2 separate regions of the Homo sapiens genome follow, and region 1 is linked to region 2. Evidence: chromatin loops called from intact Hi-C (ENCODE). Cell type or tissue: gastrocnemius medialis. All regions are shown on one strand. Links, peaks and the distances in the headings refer to the core of each region. The heading gives the core; the rest is flanking DNA. Region 1 has its middle 17 kb from the start of LINC01213. Region 2 overlaps LOC107986141 (a long non-coding RNA gene).

Region 1 (4,393 bases), core at 305-4,304, 94 kb before region 2:
AGCATCCCTTCATTCTGAGCCCACAGGATGATGGTGCAGGGACAGGGGACCTAGTGACATGGGTATCCATTGGCAACCTGACACTCGTTGACCCCTCACATGTCAGAGTTCCTAACTTTCATGCCAAGGACCCCTCTGACAGGTGAGGTCTACAGATCCCTTCTTAGAATAATGCCTTTAACAGCTTAAAATAAATACATACATAGAATTATAAAATAATCCAATTATATTGAAATATGATTATCAAAACATTTATAAAAATCTGTGGTATAGTAATATAGGTGCTTATTAAGCACTATTTAACAAAATCTAGCAGCAGATCTAAAAACTACCATCACAGCAAAGTGATAAAAAAGGTAAAGATATTTCAAGATACCTGCAACAGCTAATACAATGTGAAAATGTTTATTTCTATTAGTGACAAAGTCCAAAGACTGCAAACACTGTTGTGGTTTGTTGCCTACATTCATAATGAAGGTAATGATGCATTTCAGTGAGAGTTCAGTAAAAGATGTAATTTTTTTTTCCTGTCCTGGAATGCCTGAGTTCTCTTCATGGACCCTAGGTTAATAACCCGTAGTCACATGAAGTGTTCTGAAAGTAGAAAGTTATGTAAATGCATTTATTTCCACCTCCTCCCACTACTAAGAAATGTTACATTTTCTCTGGGTCCTATTTTTTTTCTTTGCTCTAATTACTACCATTCTGGGAAGCTGTTGGAACAGTGCAGTAGGGTTGGCTACAGTGGAAGAGCTTAGTCAAAGTGTTGAAGTCACCATGTTAAAAATACCTTACTTGATGAAGTTGCAGACCTGTGCTCTCTGATCACGTGCCACACGTAGCACCATTATACCACGCTGTGATTTAACAACCCATGTCTGAGAGTCAGAAGCTCAGGGTTCTAGCTACAGCTTTGTCACTAAGCAGCTGTGTGACTGTGAAAAGGCCCCTTGACATTCCTGAGCCTTAGATTTTCATAACTAAAAAAAAAAAAAAAAATTGGAAAAGACCATCTCCCGTTTCAAGTTCTCACAATATTTGACTTTAAAACTTTGTAACTTCCATTGTATTTTGATGATGAGTGTATCCTTCCAGAAGAGTTCTTTAGCATCCAGAACAGACAGATAGGCTTACCTGTTGTCTAAAATAAAGTTTCAATCCCCTTTTTTGTCCCTGCCAGTCTCTCTTTTCCATTTTTCCCTCATCCTCTTTGTAAAACAAACGTGTTCTTTTCCTTAAAGCAACAGAACCTGAATTCTTCTGTTGGTTCTAAAGCAGAACTTAAAGTTTCTCTGGATCTTCTGTTTGTCACACGACTTCCCCAGTCACGTCTGAATGCCCAGGCCAGCCAGTGTCAATTTCAGTGTTGGTTCCAATGTTCCCAAATCTCCGCTCATAGAGCATTCTTCCTTCCTCTTTAGGTAAGCTTTCCTAGGTCTTAGGCAGGGATTTCTTAACTTTCTATGTGTTGCTTCACTGAACAAGGTAAAGTATTCTGTTCTCCTACTCACATAGAATTCACAGAGTAAATATTTCTCAGAGATTTTCCTTCCTAATCACGCAGCATTTTTAAACACTTGGCATTGTGCTCCGTTCAAGTTGTCGAGCCCAGATTCAGGGAGAGCCCAGAGCTTTTGGTGTCAGAGTGAACAGGAGTGCTGGGTGAATGAGGCGGCCTGGCAGGGACACCATAGGCCTGTTGGACCCTAAGAATACTGACAAGGCTGAAGAGAAAGACACAGAGGCAGCCTGCTCTTGGCAAGCCCAGGCAGGGTTCCCTTTGATGTGAAGTCTTGCTTGATATTGCTTTGTGTGTCTGCATTTGTCCTTGGCAGGCGGAAGGCAGTTCCTTTCCAACAATGAGGTGCCCTTGTGTATTGCTGCCATCCACCAAAACAGTGATGCATGCAAGCAGCTCCCAGGGTGATGAGGTAGGCAGAGTGAGGTTGAGGCTGGTGAAGGGGGTGGGGAGGACACTCAAGGAGAACCCAAGTGCCAAGGTGAAGATGTTAGCAAAGAAGCTGTGACAGGCCTGAAACTCTGCACCAGGGCTCTCAAAACATTTCACTGATTTCACCTTGAAGTAGGAACAATTTGAGAGGGATACAGAGTAATTAGGAGCAAAATGTTGAAAGTGATTTCTTTTGATTGAAATACAAAGAGGTTTAGAAATGCTGCCTGCAATTGCCTCAAGTTAGTCTGGGTCAAATACTAGCCTGTGAATGTTAATCATTACAGTTGGGTCTGTGGACATCATTAGTGCTGTTCTCTAAATATTTCCAGTTCCCCTTCCTCTCAAACACAAGGTAGATTGTATGTAATTCCTGGTCTCTTTGGTCAGAACCATGTGACTAGTTCTAGCCAATGAACAGAAGTGATGTGGGTCTCTTCCTGGCTGGAATATTGAATTATTGATGCAAGACGCTCCAGAACTCTTCCTCTCTGGAATGAGGGTCACTGGTATGGGGACTCTATTATGTCAAAGTCCTCCTGCCAACCCACATGGGAGAAGTAACATAAGCAAGAAATCAACATTTTTGGTTTAAAGCCACTGAGATTTGACTGTTGTTCATTATAGCAGCATAACCTAGATTATTGTTAACTGCTGCAGGCCCCAAAGACTCCTTTCCTTATCCAATTGCTCTCACAGAGATTAGATAGTGAAATGATCCTTGACTTCTTTGAGAAAGTACTCCTGCCTTATTTAAGCAAGGAGCTCTCACAGCCAGGGAATTTCTCCTAGGGAGTAGCACTGGAAGTCAACTGTCTGTGGTTGATTCTCAAAACCTCAAGCTTTGGGAAGCCCAAGATGTTGTAGATAAGAGCCATAATAGGTCCCAAGAAAGAAGCCAGAAGATGCTCGTTGAGTCTTGCTTAGCCTAAAAGAAGCCATGAGAGAAATTCACCAACAGACTGCGTTAAGTGTCTATTTGCATATATTTCTGGGGTCAGAGGTTGTAGTCCCTAAGCAGCTTTTAATGTAAGAGTGGAAAAAGTGAAAAAAGAAGAATATGGTTAGAGAAAACTCAGACTCTAAAGGACCTAGAAAGAATACTGGCTAAAAATCAGAAGAAACACAGTTTGTACTGAACAGAAAATAATTTGCAGCCCTGGTAAGGCACAGAAGAACGGACATTGATTGGCGCTTCCTGTGAGGAGCGTGAGAGCTGCAATTAATCCGGAAATGCTTCAGGGAGGTGTTGTTTTAAAGAACGACTTGACATTTAGAGGGAAAGATAGAATGGTGGGTCAGAAGAAGGACAGGCAATACAGCCTGCAGCCCTTCCTGGAAAAGGACTCAGATACAGGTCAAGGTGGCTTTACAAATGGTTTTTTTGTTTGTTTGTTTGTTTGTTTGTTTGTTTGTTTGTTTGTTTGTTTTGAGGCACAGTCTCACTTTGTCACCCAGGCTGGAATGCAGTGGCATGATCTTGGCTCACTGCAGCCTCTGCCTCCTGGGTTTAAGCAATTCTCATGCCTCAGCCTCCCCAGTAGCTGGGACTACAGGTGGGCGTCACCACACCTAGCTAATTTTTGTATTTTTAGTAGAGATGGGGTTTCACCATGTTGGCCAGGCTGGTCTCGAACTCCTGGCCTCAAGTGATCTGTCTGTCTCGGCCTCCCAAAGTGCTGGGATTACAAGTGTGAGCCACTGTACCTGGCCAGATCAAACTTCTATAATGACCATTTGTAAGCCAGTCATGGTGACTGACACCTGTAATCCCAGTTCTTTGGGAGGCCAAGGTGGGTGGATCACTTGAGGCCAGGAGTTTGAGACCAGCCTAGCCAACATGGTGAAACCCCATCTTTACTGAAAATACAAACAATTAGCCAGGTGTGGTGGCAGGCACCTGTAATCCCAGCTATTCGGGAGGCTGAGGCAGGAGAATCACTTGAATCCGGGAGGCAGGGGTTGCAGTGAGCCAAGATCGCGCCATTGCACTTCAGCCTAGGCAACAAGAGTGAATCTCTGTCTCAAAAAAAAAAAAAAAAGTTTGATCTGAGGGACTCAGTGGGGTGTTACATTTTCAGGTAAGTTGAGAAGAGAAAAGTCAGGTGGCCTGAGGTGGACTGATAAGAGAAAGAATTTTTAAAATAACTAATGCTGGCCGGGTATGGTGGCTCACACCTGTAATCCCAGCACTTTGGGAGGCTAAAGCAGGAGGATGATTTGAGACCAGGAGTTGTAGATCAGCCTGGGCAACATAGTGAGAGTCCATCTCTAAAACAGTAATAATCATAAATGAGCCAGGTATGGTGTAGCTCATCTGCAGTCCTAGCTACTTGGGAGGCTGAAGCAAGAGAATTGCTTGAGCCTGGGATTTCAAGGCTGCCGTGAGCTAGGATCACACCACTGCACTCCAGCCTGGACAACAGAGCAAGACCTCATCTC
Region 2 (4,393 bases), core at 319-4,318:
TATGCTCTTCTTGTACCCTGATTGTACAAAATGTTCAGCTCCCTGGGATATGCACCAGATCACATTCACAAGAGAACCTACCATGGGTGTGTCCAGCGTCACGCACAATTCTCAGTGAAACAGCTTAATCTCCACACTTTTCTGTCTCACAAGCAAATTAGGATGCAAGTGAGGTTGAAATTATCACAGGAATACATGTTATCCTATTTTAAAAAATAATTTTCAAATGCTGGCACTTCACTATTAATAACAACAATTTACTTGTGACAGCTGATAAGACACATTGATATTTCAATCCTGATTCACTCAGACCACCACCACTCCTATAAGTACCTCCAATCAGGGAACTTGTCAATCATAAAGTGGAAGTTGGTTTATGTTCTATTTCCTCCTCAGGGACAGGGCCCAAGTCTTGATCATCACTTTACATAAATCAGTGCCCAGGCTATTGCAGGGGTGCAATAACACTTATGTAAACCAAGGGAAAGGCACATAATATGCCTAGAATATCTCTAGAAGGATCCTCCAAGAAACTGCTAGCAGTGATTGTCCCTCAACAGAGAAACTAGGGGTTGAGGTGAGACACTTGATTTCACTGTTTTTTTTTGTTTGTTTGTTTGTTTGTTTACTAATTAAACTTTTTACCCAGTATTTTGTATTTTATTGGGTACATTAGAATATTTATTGAATGAATCAACACACAGATGAACGAACAAGCTATATCCAGGAACACAAGAGTTGACGCCCAAATATTTTTGTCTGTACCAACTTAACAGCAGTGGCTTTTTCCAACCCGAAGTTTCAAATCCTTCTGGTGACTCATGTCAAGTTGCGTGCGCCAAGTTAAGAGAGTGCTGACACTCTGACTCAGTGTGTACAGAAATTCTTGGCCAAGGAGGAGACAAAGAACTGTCACAAAGGCTAGACTTTATTGGTTCAGTTTTGATTCATTAATCAGAAGTGGAAATGCTCACAGTTTTTCTCCATATTAGATGTTGCTGTATCTTGTCTGTGAAGAGCAAGCGTGGTTACTTCTCAAGATAAAGCTCTATCCAAGATCCAGAAAAATGGCAATTCTTTAGAGAAAAAAAATCCATTTATCTCATGTCCCTAGTTTCATGTCTCCTTTCAGCTCCAGAGAGGTGGCTTACTGCAGTGAATTGAAGAGCACTGGCTTTGGGATCAGGCAGAACTGTCTAACTATCCTTTGTCTCAGAATTTGCAGTTGTATATAAACTGGGGACAAAGGTACCTACCTGACAAGGCTGCCATTAGGCTTAAATTAGCTAATATATTTAAAATCCCTGTAACATAGTGCTTAAAAAGTGGTAGCTATTATTCCTACCGTAAAATAGTTTTACAGCCCTTTTCATCCTTTAAATTGACTGAGAATCAACACCAGTCGTTGCTTTAAAACAAAGCTTTGAGGCTTTAAGTCTTACCTATAAGGTGCCACTACATTATAAGCTTAAGAACGTTTTGCCTCCTCCCATAATAAAAATATTCTGTGGTGTTTTTGACATGTTACTTCTTTTGCCTACAGTGTAAAGATTAGGAATAAGCTTGCTATTAATACTTCCAATATTCACTGTGTCATCTGTCTGACTGTCATAATCCTCAATCAATCACCTTTGTGCTAGCATCACTTTTTATCCAACCAGGTCAAGATCATGTAATTTGACGGCTGCTTAGGAATTTGTCAGCACTGTTATTTGAAGGGTGTTAGAAAGACACTGGCACTACAATCAGACTCTGTAGCAATATGCCATGCCAAAGGAATTTTTAATGAGGTGGATTTTTTTTTTTGAGTTGGGGGATCCCTTGTCCCCAACTCAAATTCATGCTTCAGTCTGGTTCCAAAAGAAACCAGACTTTTTGGAACCACAATCCCCAGATTCCTCAATGTTTGGCAAGTTTGCCAAGAGGTTCAAGCTGCCCTCTAGCTCATCTGGCTGCTGCTCTTGCCCAGGCTGTCTGATGACTTGCTGGGCCACCAGGGGCCCTGCCTTTCCCAGCATGGAAGTATGTGACTCTCCCCACACTCCCTGCGCCAACAATGCCAAGAATCAGAAACAAGGGCCGGGAGTGTTAGCAGGCCCCGCATGAGTGGCAGCTTAGAGGGCTTGCATTGTGCTTGGTGCACCAAGAGCAGATTGTTATTCTGCAGGCATGAATTAGAGCCTGGGCAGAAAGCACCATGGTCTTGCCCGGTGGTGTCTTGCTGCTGCTGGAGAAGTGAGAGGGCTGCGGTTGTACAGAATTTCTGCAGGCCATGTTCCAGGAATTGTCCTTAGAGGGCTCATCAGAAGTGGAAACATTTGCTTCTTGAATTCCAAACACCCTGAAATTCCATTAGTCTATTATTTTCCCCCTACCTTCCCCACTTCTCCTGCTGTGAAATGGCATCAATTCATTAACTCTGCTCAAAGGCGATTGTATTCTCATGACTTCAATGTATCATTTTAAATTTTTTATATTTTGCATAAGCTTTATTAAATACGTATCTAAGTTGGAATGATTATCCCCACTGTCTGTTCAGTTGTCATTCAGACAATACTTCCTGGCAGGTTAGCTACTACAGATTTAGCATAGTTACTGAAAGAATGAAGATGGTTGGATTTTATAGACCTTTTTGTAGACTATAGGGCTCTGAGGCGTCAATCCATGCAATGACTGCCTCTTTCCTCCAGGTATTGAAAAACACAACTCTTCGTGCTTTCTGACTGGCATGAACCCATAACAACTAGATTTAATTGTGTAAAAGATCTCAACTTCAAAGTCAGCTAAAAAGGCCTACAAAACCATCCATTATACTGCAAAGTTAAACGATCACTGTTTTTCAAAGTCTTCCTGATTTCTCTGCCAACAGAGATGTGCTAGAACCAATATTACCCTCTTCTGGTGGTGGGGTGCTGAATGGCTTTGCAACAACAGAAACTAAATACATCTGGGCAAACTGAATGGCAGGAAATGGTGACCAATGAGATTTGCAGAGACCATTTGGGGGGAAGTTTTTAAAGGACTCAACATGCATATATCATCTCCCCTACCTCACCCTTCCTATTCCCCCTGCCCTCACACCCTCACACTGCCAAAGTGGAATTCAGTAGCATTGAAGGAATAAAAATATCCAGTGCAAAGGATTTCCTTTTTTTTTTGAGACAGAGTCTCGCTCTGTCACCCAGGCTGGAGTGCAATTGCACAAACTCAGCTCACTGCAACCTCCGCCTCCTGGGTTCAAATGATTCTCCTGTCTCAGCCTCCTGAGTAGCTGGGATTACAGGTGTGTGCCACCACGCCCAGCTAATTTTTGTATTTTTAGTAGAGACAGAGTTTCATTATGTTGGCCAGGTTGGTCTCGAACCCCTGACCTCAGGTGATACTCCCAAAGTCCTGGGATTACAGGCGTGAACCACCACACCTGGCATTGCAGAGGATTTTCTAAGATGGAGTCTGCAGCATTTTCCTTGGGGGGTCATTTACTCACTCCTGCCTCCCCAACCCCTATTCCATTCTGAGCCTGGAGTATCAAAGATACCAAAGGTATTGAAACTCTCCTCACACTAACTTATACGTCATGCGTCAGCCTCACCATTGCTGGGTGGGGATGGCAGGGAAGTATGCATGAATTTCTCTGAACCATTTTTCCGGTTCAAGCAAAAAGCAAAGGAAATGAAGGAATCTGTCTCATGCACAAAGCACAGACTATGATTCTCCTCTAAGACATGTGCCCACAAGTAGACTATCATTATTTGAGGTAACCTTGAGTATAATTAAAAACCTTTCAGCACTCTAGTCATATTTCCTGTCACAAGGACAAGATGATACACTGAGAACTGATCAGGCTTAACTGTACCAGCAATGAAAGTAAACAGGGCATTATATGAACATACTCCCCTGTATATACAATTGTGTATTGGCAAAAATTAACATCCTTCAACCACTCTTGGAAAATATACTTTATTCAAATGATTTTTAGAAGGAGCAGAATTAGGGAGATGTAGAAATCTTTCACTCATGCATTTGTGATCAATATTTTTTGAATACATAATACAGGATACATACACATTGTTGAGGAAATGAATAAATGGTTTCTATAACTCCCCATTTCTACTCCTAAACTTGTACACTTTAGTGGCCCAGTATTTTAGAGTACCATTGACAATCAGGCTCAATCAAAGGAAATGTAATCATAGTAGTAGCAGATTTTATTCTCTCTTTCTTTCTTACACAGTGCAAGAAAAAAATAATGTGAAGACTGGGGGAAAAACTGCTCCATGTAGCTTTTGTCCAGGAAGCCTGATGTGTGTTTCTTATGGCCTTCCCTCCCCTATTTAACTTGGATAAAGATGGCCTCTTTTGAGAAAATTCACTCACCAAAGCTCTAATGCCC

Evidence for each region. Peaks named below come from ENCODE experiments on the same cell type or tissue, not always from the same donor. Only the 100,000 strongest peaks of a DNase experiment are listed, where the experiment ranks them.
Region 1: it touches region 2 in a loop (2.9-fold over the local background); 9 of 110 quality-filtered maps call a loop at or near these places.

What each region holds. Positions count from the first base shown.
Region 1 is chr3:150,253,814-150,258,206 of GRCh38, forward strand. No RefSeq gene overlaps it. Among named protein-coding and RNA genes, the nearest start is that of LINC01213, 17 kb to the left of the region's middle. In gastrocnemius medialis, for the core only: no CTCF peak of the experiment used is centred there; DNase peaks (open chromatin) are centred at 828 and 1,858; H3K4me3 peaks cover 276 bases; H3K27ac peaks cover 2,336 bases.
Region 2 is chr3:150,347,843-150,352,235 of GRCh38, forward strand. LOC107986141 (a long non-coding RNA gene) reads left to right here. Exons shown (of 3, transcript XR_001740958.1): 2 at 1-577; 3 at 4,235-4,393. Among named protein-coding and RNA genes, the nearest start is that of LINC01214, 26 kb to the left of the region's middle. In gastrocnemius medialis, for the core only: a CTCF peak has its summit at 1,972; DNase peaks (open chromatin) are centred at 839 and 2,019; H3K27ac peaks cover 1,033 bases.